Regions from separate parts of the Homo sapiens genome. Here region 1 is linked to region 2. The links are chromatin contacts, found by Hi-C or POLR2A ChIA-PET in ENCODE. All regions are on one chromosome and are shown on one strand. The core of a region is the stretch at or near the end of the contact, and the rest is flanking DNA. Distances in the headings are between cores, read along the strand shown. Region 1 overlaps LINC01281 (long intergenic non-protein coding RNA 1281). Region 2 has its middle 4.8 kb from the start of LINC01283.

What was found. Hi-C counts contacts between places; a loop is a spot of excess contacts on that map. ChIA-PET counts read pairs that join two places held with the same protein, here RNA polymerase II (POLR2A). Pooled maps may share reads with other maps.
Region 1: a loop to region 2 is called in a pooled map, with 4 times the contacts of the local background. The contact joins two enhancer-like sites. A Hi-C loop is called at or near these places in 7 of 50 pooled maps. POLR2A ChIA-PET finds 5 or more read pairs at or near these places in 2 of 52 experiments (activated CD4-positive, alpha-beta T cell and activated naive CD4-positive, alpha-beta T cell).

The regions. Positions count from the first base shown.
Region 1 is chrX:39,304,843-39,311,673 of GRCh38, reverse strand. It overlaps LINC01281 (long intergenic non-protein coding RNA 1281), which reads left to right. Exons shown (of 4, transcript NR_038968.1): 3 at 3,774-4,032; 4 at 5,507-6,718. Among named protein-coding and RNA genes, the nearest start is that of LINC01281, 19 kb to the left of the region's middle. Within about 2 kb of position 2,278, at least 8 of the 41 ENCODE cell types and tissues checked have a DNase peak (open chromatin) inside an H3K27ac peak, as active enhancers do.
Region 2 is chrX:39,436,081-39,443,220 of GRCh38, reverse strand. No RefSeq gene overlaps it. Among named protein-coding and RNA genes, the nearest start is that of LINC01283, 4.8 kb to the right of the region's middle. RefSeq lists enhancers at 2,529-2,578, 2,669-2,948. Within about 2 kb of position 2,905, at least 4 of the 41 ENCODE cell types and tissues checked have a DNase peak (open chromatin) inside an H3K27ac peak, as active enhancers do.

The DNA of each region.
Region 1 (6,831 bases), core at 1,029-3,528, 130 kb after region 2:
TCCCCATGCAGGGTGGGGGATGGAGAGAAGTGGGGAGGGGACAGCAAGCTTGTTTGATAAGTCCCTCTCCTGGGGATACTAACTCATCTTCTCTTTTCCTTCTTTTGGGACAAGCAGATAGCCCGTGGATTGTGCTTTTTCATTTATGATAGACTATTCAGCAGAAGAAAGAACAACAAAGGCAACAGCCTTTCAGTTCTCTTTGGACTGCACATGAAATCAAACCTGGAACAGCCGTCCCCTGTGTTCTTCTCTCTGCTGCCCTGCCTGTTGCCTTTCTCTGCTCTAATTAATTCTGTTGATTCTCACATCCCCACTCCTGGGCTCCTCTATATAGCTGTGTAGGTCGTGCACTGTATAAACTCTCCCATCCCCAATCCCCTCTGTGTTTTGCCTGCCATGCCTCCCCAGTCCCTTTAACCCCATAGAGCCCTTCTTACTTCATTTCCTGCAAGTTCCTCTTCCCTAACTGCCTCAAGAGAGAAGAAGCCTGACCTCTGTAGGGCCTGACCCACATTTATCACCCTTGGCAGGGTAGGGCAGGGCCAAAGCCAGGTGTCTACTGCTCAAGAGAGTCAAGGGGCCTCCTTTCCCAGGGAGCTGCCCCAAACAGCTCACAAAGCCCGGAATCTTTTTCTCATCACAGTTTTGCCTTGCCAGAAGTAAATTGTTCTCTAGGTTCACCAAAAGGCCAAAGAAGCTGTTTCATAAATAAGCTTAGCATCTACTTTTGCGTATTCCCTTTAACCTGGCGGGCTGCTCCTCCCCGAGCACCAAATTTGTGGAACTACATACATACATCCTTACAGCACCCTGCACAGTTCACAGCCTCAAGCATGTTAAAAAAAAAAAAAAAGGTGACCTTGTTTTCTCTCCATAACAATCCCATGATAGAGATATTGACCAGTTTTATGGAAAATAAAACTGAGGCTTGGATCACATCCCTGTGGCAGAGTCAGATTTGAACTGAAGTCTGCTAGTCCCAAAGAGATCCAAGGTCTGCCTGTGTTCTTAGTCACCCTAGATCTTTGCTCCCTTGAGCTGTCCCACGCCCGTCTCCCACCTTCCCTGTTCCTCTCAGTGCCTGTGCTCATGACCCATGGCCTTTCACCCTCCCATCAGACCTATGTGTCCAATTCCAATGCCTGCCTTCCCTCCTTGGTCCCATCTCACATTTGTCCTCCTGGGGTGCTTTCAGCCACTCTCCACATAATACTGCTGTCTGAGCCAGCCCAGTCTGGGGATCTAGCACTTAGGAATATGCCCACAGGACTGGCATTCTAGCTGGGTGTGTCCCATCCAAATACACAAGATTTTTCTTTTCCCTCCAGCCCCTGACAGTGCCGGTCATCCAGTTCTACAGTATAAACTGGCCATAGGCCCACAACGACACCTCTAGCTTGAGCACTGCCTTAACAAAACAACAATAACAACAACATCAACATCATCATCATCATCATACACAACAACACAAGTCTGAATGGCTATCTGCCTCCTCTCCATCCCAAGCGTCATCTCTCCTCCCTCTCTTCCCCCAGCCCTCAGGGACCAAGATGGGGAAATTGTCCTGTAATCGCATTTTACATGCACGTGCACAGGATCGAGGCATTTCTCTCATCTGGTTATCTTTGGAAACACTGGAAGGGAAGGGGATATTAAAGTAATCCTCCTCTGCTTCCATCTTGAAAAAAAAAGCGGCACATTTTGATTCACTACCTTATCTTTAAAGAAACCCGACATGGAAAAGGCAAGGAGATAAGATCTATGACTTCATCAGCTTGTTCTCTGAAGTTGTTTCAAGCTTCACCATCCCCCGACAGGCCCCTTCATTTCCTGTTTTCAATATCTAATGGCAAAGAATACACAGCCGCTCAGAGCTAAGTGACCCTGGGGGTCAACACAGGAAGCTGGCCAGGGAGGAAGCTTTTAAGATCCAAACTGGAATCTGGCCACAAGTCAGGAGCACATCTTCTTAATTCGAATTTTATTTTTACCTTCACTTTGTGGTCAGCAGCTCTCAGAACAGCTGCTGGTTTGAAATACCTTAAATGTAATTTGAAAACTCATAAGGTTTAAAATTAAAAGAAAAAAATACTTTAGGATCTTATAACAGGAATTCTTGACAACCTCTTTCTTTCAAGATGCTCCAAATGCCTCCCAGACGTGATTGCGTCAGTTCTTGCTGCCTCCCACGGTGGAGGCCAAGGAACCAGTACCATCTGAATCATTTTATGGAGGGGAAAACACAGACACCCACTTGTTCCTGCTTACCCAGCAAGTCAGCACAACATTATGACAGGTGTTTTCCAGTGCCCAACCAGTCTAGAGTAGGGAGTGTGTGTGCATAATATGGGTCACAATCACAATGTCAAGAGCAAGGAAAACTAACTATCTTGGTTCTGGCCACCTGCCATAGAGGTGCACTTCCTGGCAATGGCCATTTCTGTTCCATCTCTTCTGTCACCAGCAGCGTCCTTGGGTGGGCTCTTGTTGGTTGACATGACAATACTGCCAGCTACTCTCTTGACAGTCAGGGAATAGCATTCCTTGCAGGGGGCGTCACACAGAAACATCCCTACCTGCCAGGATCGTCCACTATCTGAGGGGCTGAGCACATGGTGCTTCTATGGCAAACTGAACTGCATGGAGCACTAAGCTTTGTCTCTCTTAGATGGGTTTCCTTTTCCTGCTTCCTGTCTCTAATACTTCCCAAAGGCCAGAGGCCTGACCACACAGGTGTAGACCTTGGATCAGGGAGCAGATCTGTCACTTGCAACCGAGGGGTGGCCCACTATGATGTGGGTCTGGAGCATAAGCTCAGGGCCTTCTCCCTGCAAGGCTGATCTGGGGCAGTGTTGCATATTCTGGAGGTTGTAGTAGATGGTGTCAGAATCCAACCCATATCTTCTTGCCGCTAATATTTTAAAGAATACCACCCAACTCCCAGCCAGCAATTCCTTTATTCCCTTGCTTCAGGGCTTTCTTAGGACAAGAAGCATACTTTACCTGTTGCTGCTGACAGCCAGAAGTACCAAGGATTAACATCCCTCCTAATTCTGCAGAGCAACCCTCAGCCATTGACAGACAGGACTGGGTATATAAATACCCCAGCTTCATCACCCTCAGGTGGGCTAACTCTGAGGCACACATTCTGTGCTGACTTTCAGTGGTTTCTAGCAGGATTAAGTTCCAGTTGCCCACAGTGGCAACTGACTTGGTGATGCCTTCTTTTATTTCTCCACTCGCTTTACTAGTGTTTTTTTGGATTAGTTCCAAAATAAACTATTTTCACTTGGGTTCTTATCTCATTCTGCTTCTGGAGAACCTAACTGAGTCATGGGAAGAACTCTTCTGCCACCCCAGCCACTGATGGGGCTGTCACTTCCAAGCCTGAAGCAAAGATTTCTGGAAACTTTCCCATGTCTGGAGGCTAAGTCTGGGAGCTTCTCTGACCTCTTCCTAGGCCTTTTTAAATCTTCTTTTCCATGATTCCATGATTCTCAAAGTCTTGCTCCCAACATTATCCTTAGCTACAAGATATCATCCAGGTCTAGTACACTGTTCTCATTTTTACATTTTATAGAACACAAAACTGAGGCTCAGAGGGGTAAAAAACTTGCCCAAATTTACTTACTTTGCAAATGTCAGGCAAAGAAGAGACCAAAACCCAAGCATCTAGATTTATGGTCCACAGTATTTGTCAAGTAAAGCTATTTATGTGTAAACTTGGCTCATGAGTTTTTGTTCTGAATCCTTCTTCTTTTTCATTACAGCAAAGAATTGGGTCCTGAAAGTAGCATACTCAATGGGGACTGTGAGCATGCATCACTTAATCAGTACATTGGCACTCCACTCCCTCCTGGGCCAGATTGTATGTAGGTCAACACCTCCAGTGGCTGAACCTCCAGAAGGGCTATCACAAAGGTCTGAGAATCTGTCTCCCTTAAGGCAGCGAGAAGTGGTCACAGACACGGCTTGGCTGCTAGCATGGCAGAAGGTCTAGTGGGGGCAGCTGGGACTCCACCAGCCCAGGTACAAGGTCTTTGTATTTACTCTTTTTTTTGGCCTAGAATGCTGTTCCCAGATGGCCACATGGATTAGCCCCTCACTTGCTTCCAGAATTTGCTCAAATGCCATCCTCAGAGAGACCTTTCCTGACCACTGTCTAAAATACAGCCTCTTGTCCCACAACGTTTTAAACCCACTTCATTTTCTCTCTTAGCATTTGTCACCCACTACATGATATTGTGTGTTATCTTTGTTTATTTCTGCCCCCGCACCTTGACCCCAGCCATGAGCATGTGCGTTCCACAAGGACAGATACTTGTTTTTATTGTTTTTTCTTCTGCTTTATTCTCATCACCTTGAACAATGTTAGTGCATCCTAGAAGCTCAAGAAATACCTGTTGAATGAATTAATTAAACACTAAAAGCAAACTATGGCTCAGATAGGACAGGTTAGTTACCTGGGCCCAGGTAGTACATTCAGCTAAGTGGAGCAGAGGCATTATGGGGCCCCAAGCCAGCTTGACTCCATGGCCTCTGGCCCATTTCTCTACCTTGTGCTGGGCTCGTTAAGTTTCCAAAGAACATGGGATTCATAAAGCAGAAAACAAGAAGAAGAGAGATGGATTCTCAGTGGAGATAGGACATATTCCCCTCCCTCTCTCCTTCTCAACCTGCCTCCTCCCTCCTCTGTCTTATCCCAAGGAGCTCCTTAGGAAGAAACCCATCCCCAGTATCTCCCAGAAACTGCTCTCTGAACACTCAGATGCACAATCAACCATTGTTAAGTCCTCAACAATACCTCATCAGCAAGCACAGCACTATAATTAAAAGTAAATCCAGCTCAAGCTCTTTAAAATAGGATCTAATTTAATTGGTGCATTTAATCTATCACTGTCACTCCAAGCCAACCGGGGGAGAATCTCATCGTAGTGGTAGGTGATGGGAAGACTTAAGTGGCCCCACTTCAGGGTCTCCCTGTTGCCCCAGGTCTTGTGAACTACTGGGAACGTAAGGCAGCAGCAAGTCTGGGAACCATACGGGTGCCAACTGAAACTTGGATGTGGCTGCCATGGGGCTCTGCCCTGACATCCAGCCACACTCCCATGAAAGGCTTTCAACAGGGGGTCTGGGCAGGGGTCTCTCCCTCCTATCCACATATCCTCAAAAATGAATCTCAGGGCACCATGCAGAGAAACTTCAAGAGAACTAAGCTCATCTTCACAAGGCTGGCATTGGGGTGTAACCTTTCTACAGAGTCACTGTGTGTCTCTACTTTGAGTCACTATTAGTTTAAGACCCAGCTCAGAAAAAAAAATTCTGTCTCTTCAGAGTAAGATAACACAAAACACCGATCAGTTGGGAAGTCATAAAGTTTGATGCTTCAGGATATTGGCCCCAAAATAATATAGAAATGAGTTATGATCCTGGGTAAGCTACTTACTAAATTATGACTTTTGGGATAATTTTAACCCCCCAACCTTCATTTCCTTGTTTGCAGAGTGAAGATAAGAATACCTATTTTAAAGTTCTGTTGTGAGGTTCAAGTGCCACATATGGGGCCACCAGAAGCTGTTGGCGCCCCTCCCACATCCCTGTGGTCCACTCAGGAGGTTAACTGCAGTCAGCTGTCATTCTGCTGGTGGCTTCCTGCGTCTTTCTGCCTGAGCTTGTTCTTTGGCCCTGGAGGAACCCTCCACCAATGAGAGATGGGAATTGTTGGATAAAAGTCCCAGCTTCCACTCCAAGGCATGTTCATGATCCATGCAGCCTCTGAGAGGCCTCCCATGGGCCTGAGCCCCAGTTGCCCACACTGGTAATACACACATCTGCTCACTCTCCACTGGCTTTCCTCTCTCCCTTTCTCACTGCTTCACCTTCCCAATGTGCCTCCTGGACCACGTCCCAAATAAATGATTGCACTCAAATCCTCGTCTTGGGGTCTGCTAAGGGGAAATCCAAGTCCAGACATTGGTATGACTCAAGTGCTTAATAAATAGACCATGTCACTATTGTAGTTTCTAGATACCCAAAATTCAAATGTGGGTCTCTCTGCTTATATTTTGTATTTTCTATGTAAAAAATTCCCTAAAGCCCTCCAGGAAGGACTCCTCTCCCTGTGGCTCCATGCCAGTCCTATGCTCTGCAGCCATAGGGAGGATTGCTGTGCCAATGCTCACAAACCTTGGGGCTGCCATCCCCAAGACTCCTTGGACTCCATACAAAGATTGACCTTAGGAGGAGTGAGTCACAACAACTCCATGTGAGTATTGGGAGGCTTTATAGGTTGAATTATGACTTTCCAAAGAGATTTGTCTTAAACCACAATTCCTTAAAATGTGATCTTATTAGGCAACAGGGTCTTTGCAAATGAAAGTTAAGATGAAGTCATTAGTGTGGTCCCCAATTCAACATGACTGGTGTCCTTATTAAAAGTGGAGATTTGGACACAGAAAGACACAAACAAGGAGAACACCATGTGAAGATTGGGATCATGTGACCAAAAGCCAAGGAACTACCAGAAGGTAAGAGAGAAGACCAGGAACAAATCCTTTCCTAGTGCCTTCAGAGGGAGTGTGACCTAGTTGACACCTTGATTTTGGACTTCTAGCCTCTGAAATTGTGAGACAATAAATGCCTGTTGTTTAAGCCACCCAGCTTGTGGCACTTTGTTACATCAGCCCTACCAGACTAATAAAGGGGAATTGTCTTTATGTACTGCCTATGTGTGGCTGCAGGAACCATGTGTATGTATAACAATGGGGTTTTCATGAAGCTGGCTTTTTTTTCTGTGTAATTCTACAGATTCCTAGATAATATCAGGCC
Region 2 (7,140 bases), core at 1,656-4,155:
CAGACCTATTAAAGGCTGCAACCCTATTACTCTCTTCAACCCTCCCTAGCAACCTTCCTTGATTTGTTGCTATTCATAGCTCTTTACAACCTTGCTATATATTTTACTCCCCCACTAGAATGTAGGCTCCGTGAGGGCAAGAAATTGGGGCAGTTGGTTCACAACTGAATTTTTAATACCTAGAAGAAGGCCTGGAACAGTGATGTGCCTGATAACAATTTGTTGAGTACATAACATTAATTTTCTTGGGTCATAATCTATGCTGTTAGTGACCAGTGTATTTTTCTCTCCTTTCCTTTCTCTTTCCTTCCTTTCTTCCTCCTTTCTTCCTCCCTTCCTCTTCTTCTTTCTCGTCCTTCATCCTCTCTTCCTTTCCTCACATCTCCTCGCTTCCTCTTCTCCTTTTCTTTCTTAACTAAATAATGCTTACTCTACCTTCAATTTCTGTAGTGCCTTGTAGTTTGTAACACTCTTTCACACAATCTCATCCGATCTTGGCAATAACTGTGGGAGGCCAACTGGGCAAGCCCTTCTATCCTCCTATGATTGAGGGGTCAGCCTGAGGTGAAGGAAAATGAAGCAGGTGTTCTAGATGGCCCACAGTTGATTCTCTGGGCTCAGATGCTGGGCTGCTTACCTCCAGTTGTGGTTCATGGTTTCCAGTCCCCTAACAGCCTTTCAGCTCCAGTGACCACATCTCCCTGCTTCTCTGCCCTGGACATGCTCAGTTGAGCACAAGTGCAACTCAGAGGTACAGGGGGAGTTAATGTCCCCAGGGCAACCCTGAAACATGGGGGATGAGAGTTGGTAGATGTTGTGGATTGAATGTTTGTGTCCCTCTGAAATTTATATGTCAAAGCCTTAACCTCCAGTGTGATAGTATTTGGAGGTGGGGTCTTTGAGAGATGATTAGATTTAGATGAGGTCATGGGAATGGGGGTCCCCATGATGGTACTAATATCCCTATACGAAGAGGAAGAAATGAGACAGAGTTCTCTCTCTTTCTGTCATGTGAGGACACAGCGAGATTGCAGCTGTCTGCAAGCCAGGAAGAGAGCTCTCACTAACAACCGAATCTGTGGCATCTTGTTCTTGGACTTCTAGCTCCCAGAACTGTGAGAAATAAACACCTGTTTTTCAACCCATCCATTTCTTTGGTATTTGTTATGGCAGCCTGATGGACTAATACAGTAGGTAAATACCCAGTCTCCCTGTCCCCAGACGGGACAATTCTAAGGCATGTTGCACTGGGTTTCTGGAAGATTCTCTGGAGGGATTGAGCCCCAGCTGCCCACAGGGGTAATGTCCTCATTAACACCTCTTTTATTTGCTTCCCTCACTTCCCTGCCTCACTTCCCTGATTCCTTGCTGTGCTTCCTGGGATCACCTCCCAGTCAAACCACCTGCATCTAAGTCCTTTATGAGATACCTAACCTGATGCAGAAGGGGACACCAGGTTTTTCTGATGATACTGAGAGATGCTTCTGCGACCTTGGACAAGGGCTGCCAGATGTACAAATAAATACAGGACTCCCATTTACATGTGAATTTTAGATAAACAACAGATACATTTTTAGTGTAAGTTCTGTGCAATATTGGGGGCATACTTACACTAAAAATTGTTGTTTGGGCATATTTATACTAAAAAATCATTGTTTATTGGAAATCCAAATTTACCTGGGCATCTTGTATTTTCTCTGGCAACCTGAATCATGGCTGGAAAGAAGGGTGAACTAATTAGGAAACTGGAAATGATTACAAAGTCCTGGATTTTGTGTCATTCTGGACTGGATAAGGCAGATTTGTGAGCCTTTTAACCTTTATCATACCTAATCTGGGAGTGGTTTGCACCCCATCATCCTCTTGGGCACCCTATACAGCTAACTGCATGTGAGGACAGTCGGGGAGAAACATCACTCAAGGAGGTTAAGGAAATGACCACAACCCAGGGGTCTGTTCCCTGAGGTGAAAACCCTAGTGGCCTTCAAGGCTGTAGTCATACATTTCCCAGGTAGCCTTAGAAGGAGTAGCAGTACAGAGTGCCAACAGCAGAAAATGGAAAGTCTTAATCACATTCCTTTCTTTGGCTACCATCAGCATGACAGCAGTAAAATTGTGTTTCAGCAGCAGGGGGCCCAGCCAACCTGCTACTGGTCACTTCCCCACAGGGCCTGGGACTGAGGACTGCATGAGTGCTGGATACTAACTCCATGCCTCACCTTACTCTAAGCATGTCACAGAGATTAGCACATTTAATACAGCAACAACTCAAGGAGAGAGGTAGAACCTCAGATGAGGAAACTGAAGCACATTAAATCACTCAGCTCTGAGATGGGAGATCTGGCATCCAGACCCAAGCAGTGTGACATGGGTGATGTCACTTCTAGTCACTGTAACACACTCCTCAGAACTGTTCCTGGGACCATGAAATAGTGCATGTAAAGGACCCAGCCCAAAGTCACTGCCCAGGTGGAGTCTGAAGGTGTCCATTCCAGATATCGTCATTATTTTAATATTACTCTTATCCCCATCTTCTCTTGAGCCCTGAAAATGGCAGTCAGCCCTAGTGATGGTGACTGTAGAGAGACCAGGCTGGTCTGTCTTCCCGAGGGCTGCTGGGCAGCCCAGATAAACTTTTCAATCCCTTAATCCCCTTCACCGAGACTGCAGTCACCTCCTGCCTCCATCTTGCAGGCCATGAGTTTATCGCACAGTCAGAAATAGCTGCCAGGTCCCCTGGAAAACAAGCCTGCAAAAGAAGCCTGTGAAGCACAAGCTCCAGGCAGGAGCAAACCAAACAACAACCTGCACTGCGGTCAGGCAAAAAAGCCCCTCTGTGTTTGTTATCAATGCTGACCGGGTGCTGGGATGGTTTTGGTTTTGGTTTTCTTTTAACAGTGGCTTAGCTGTTTTTATAAGAGCTGAATTCTGATGCTAGGCCAGGCAGCTAAAGTAGAATCCACCCAATATTCCCCCTCCTTTTACAACTAGCCATAGGGAAGTCCTGAATTTGGGCTCCAGATCTCCCAGCTTTCAGGATACACTCATCTGGCCTCTGCCTTGCCCTCATCTTAAGTCCTAGAGTGTTGCTAACAGGGGCAAGATAAGGACACCGACAGGGTGGGCGCCTCTATATGCTGTCGGTGCCCCGCCCTGTTCCCTCAGCCTGTTCAGGCTGACTCCTAACTGCCAGTGTGTGTGTCTCTTTGCCTGATGGCTTTCTAGAAACTGTGGACCACCACACTGCCCGTGCACATGAAAGAATTACATGACTATTGCAAGCTAGTGTATAAACAGCCCAGCTCCATGAATGAGATAACTTGGATAAGGTTGTGCGTTCTCCACCAGTGCTACTTGAAGTGTGGTCTCCAGGCCCTTGACAAGCTGTGAAATGTTTATTGCTTGTACATTTCAAGGTACATACACAAATGGAAAGTTGGCGTTTACGAACGTTTATAGCAATTTGACATTGCTGTGACATTTTAATTGTATTTTTACAAAAGTATCCACTTATAATGGATTGATAACAACAGCAGACAACCTGGTACTTTCCCCAGACAGCTTGAGAAGCACTGGTCTCTCTAGTTCCTAGTTTCCCCAGTGGGATTAAACTCCAGTTGCCCACCGTGCCAGCCAACTTGATAATGCACCTTTGACTGGCTCCCTTTCGTTACCTGTCTCATTTTCCTACTCCGCTACCAGTGTTTCTTGCATTTCTCAAATAAACTATTTGCATTCATTTCTTTGTTTTGGGGTCGGCTTCTGGGGCAACCCAAACTCAGACACCCTCCCTTGTAAAAGGCTGCCCACGCTGCCATCTGCTGCCTGGGGCATGTCACTGGTGGCTCCTTCATTTTTTCCCCAAGGAATTAGGTAGCCCATTAAGGATGATAAATTTATCTGCCCACCTCTGCATTTCTTCCAGCATCCATGGCCTAAGGTCATGAAGTCACTGCCCTCGGCGTTCTTTGCTTTTTCAGAATGACACACTGGCTGGAGCTGACAGAAAACACACTTTCAGACAGTTGGCAGCCAAGAATCATCAATATTCTGCTTAATATTGAATGCCCCCCACTGCCTTTCTAAGATGGGCTCTTACAGGGCAATGTGGCTTCAAGATAAAGGTCTGAAGCATGCCCTGGGCAGCAGATAGTGGCATGGGTAGCCTTATACAAGAAAGGGTGTTTGACTTTGGGTTGCCCCAGAGGCCAAAGTTGAAACAAAATTTATAGGCTAGAAGGGCCAGTTAGAAAAACCTGTTCTTTTTCGGAAGTCACTTTTGCATGTACGTGGAATGCTTTTGTTCAGATATAAAGCACCCAGGCTCAGTCTGTTATGCCCTGAATCATTTTCTTGTGGCTCAGGGCCTCCCTTGACTTGAGTGCTATTATCCCTCTGCCTGTTAGACCATGCTCTCTATCTCTGGGCTTGCTCCTTGGTTGTTTACAGATTTCTCAATCTGTCTGCTCAGGCTGAAAGAGACCCCACCGCCCATAAAAACTCTGTGGTTCTAAATCATTTCTCTCTCTCTTTCACTCAACTCAGTCCCCAAAACTCCCAGAGCCCGGAATTAAAACCATCTTGAAATCCAAATTTGTACTTCTCCATCTAGCAAAGTAATTTTACCTTTGGCTTTTTGGGGGTGTTTATGTCGGTACTTCAGACATCCCTGTTGGCCACCAGTCCTCAGTGCTTGCCCTACTCTAGTGGTCTGGAGTAGAATGATTCTCTTGAAGCTTTTTACATATTTTGCAAATAATGTCTGTCCTCCCGGCTCGGCCAGGCTGGAGTCAGCAGGCCACCTGCACAAGCATGCACACTGGCTCTTAGGAACGTGTTCAGTTCTGGGGTAGGGGCTTGCTGGCACTAATGTACATCCATTTAGAAATCCCTCAATGAGAATGTGAGTGAGTCTAGCACCGTTTCAGGGACTGTGGCCAAGGGTTGTAGCTGTTTCAGTCTGGCTGGGGGAAAAATGAACTATGATCAGTAAGAGCTACTGAGAGGCAGAATAGGAGGAGGGGCAGAGGTCAGACTCTGGGGCTGATTGCCTGAGTTCAAATTCTGGCTTTGTGTGACTTTGACAAGTAATCTAACTTCTCTGGGCTTCACGTTCTTCAACTATAAAAGGGTGATAGTAGGAGCCCCTATCTTAAGGGATTGTCTTGATGATTTCACGAGTTAATCTAAATTAGTTTTCAATGCCTCAAAACGTTAGCTGTACTATTACTATTAATACTACGACTGCTCTGTGATATTAAATAGAAGTGATACACAGAAAATAGGAGTTAAGGTGGACTTTGGTAATCAGAGAAGGCTTCCTGGAGGAGGAGGCTTGATCTAGGCAAGGAAAGTTGGGTAGGATTCTATGAATTGTGGTCAGAGGTCAGACTAACAGACTATTTTCCAAAGACGACAGCCAGCAATATCCCTTGAGCCACAGACTCTTCTATAAGGTGTCCTTGACCCTCCTCCCATTGAGAGGTGGGGGTCTATGTCCCTTCTTGAATATGGAGTGGTCGGTTTATGACTGCTTCAATCAATAGAATCCAAGGGAAATGATGCTGAGACTGGACCATAAAATGGCCATGCAGCTTCCCCCTTATTTGCTAAATCACTTGCATAGGAGGCCCATGAGCTCTGAGCTGCTATGTAAGAAGCCTAACTATTCTGAGGCCACCATGCTGTGAGGAAGCCCAAGCTATGTGGACTTCCTTCTGTAGGTGTCTGCCTGGCAGTCTTTGAGTCCTCCCAACCCAGGAATCAGACATGGGACTAGGAACCCTCAGGTGATTCCAGATTGCACTCCCCAGCTGCAAGTCATCCTTAGGCTTGAGTCTTCCCAGATGAGGCTTCAAACATCCTATAGCAGAAATAAACCATCTTTGCCATGCCATGTCTGAATTTCTGACCCACAGAATCTCTGAGCATAATAAAATGATTGTTGTTTTAAGCCACTACGTTTTTGAAGGTGATTAGTTACCCACCTGCTTGTTATATGCAGTGAAAAGGCAGCTCTAATGGCAGGGCTGGCATGAGCAAAGTCACTGAAGAGAGCACAGTGAGAATTCTGAGGGTAAGGACAGCAAGGAAAGAGGGCAGCAGTGGGGCCCATGTCCTGTTCCTTCCCACCCCTACGCAACATCATCTCATCATCCTACAGTAGGTAAACATGATGGAAGGTGATTCATGATAGTTCATGAAAACATCTGTGCAAATTTTAAAACATCAACTCTGGTTCAATTCATTCTCTGACAGGGTGAAAGTTCAAAGAATATTGCAATAAATAACATGAAATGCGTATTGATAGGGTTTGGCTGTGTCCCCACCAAAATCTCAACTTGAATTTTATCTCCCAGAATTCCCACTTGTTGTGGGAGGGACCCAGGGGGAGGTAATTGAATCATGGGTGCCGGTCTCTCCCATGCTATTCTTGTGATAGTGACTAAGTCTCATGAGATCTAATGGGTTTATCAGGGGTTTCCGCTTTTGCTTCTTCCTCATTTTCTCTTGCCACTGCAATGTAAGAAGAGCCTTTCACCTCCCACCATGATTCTGAGGACTCCCCAGCCATGTGGAACTATAAGTCCAATTAAACCTTTTTTTGTTCCCAGTTTCGGGTATGCCTTTATCAGCAGCATGAAAACAGACTAATACAGTACATTGGTACCCATAGAGTAGGGCATTGCTGAAAAGATAGCCGAAAATGTGGAAGCTGGGTAACAGGCAGAGGTTGGAACAGTTTGAAGGGCTCAGAAGAAGACAGGAAAATATGGGAAAGTTTGGAACCTCCTAGACACTCATTGAATGGCTTTGCCCAATATGTTGATAGTAATATGAACAATAAGGTCCAGGCTAAGGTGGCCTCAGATGGAGATCAGGAACTTGTTGGGAACTCAAGCAAAAGTGACTCTTGTTATATTTTAGCAAAGAGACTGGAGACATTTTGCCCTTGCCCTAAAGATCTGTGGAATTTTGAACTTGAGAAAGATGATTTACAGTAACTGGTGGAAGAAATTTCTAAGCAGCAAAACATTCAAAAGGTGACTTGGGTGCTGTTAAAAGCACTCAATTTTAAAAAGGAAACAGCATAAAAGTTCAAAAAATTTGCAGCCCAACAATGCAGTAGAAAAGAAAAAC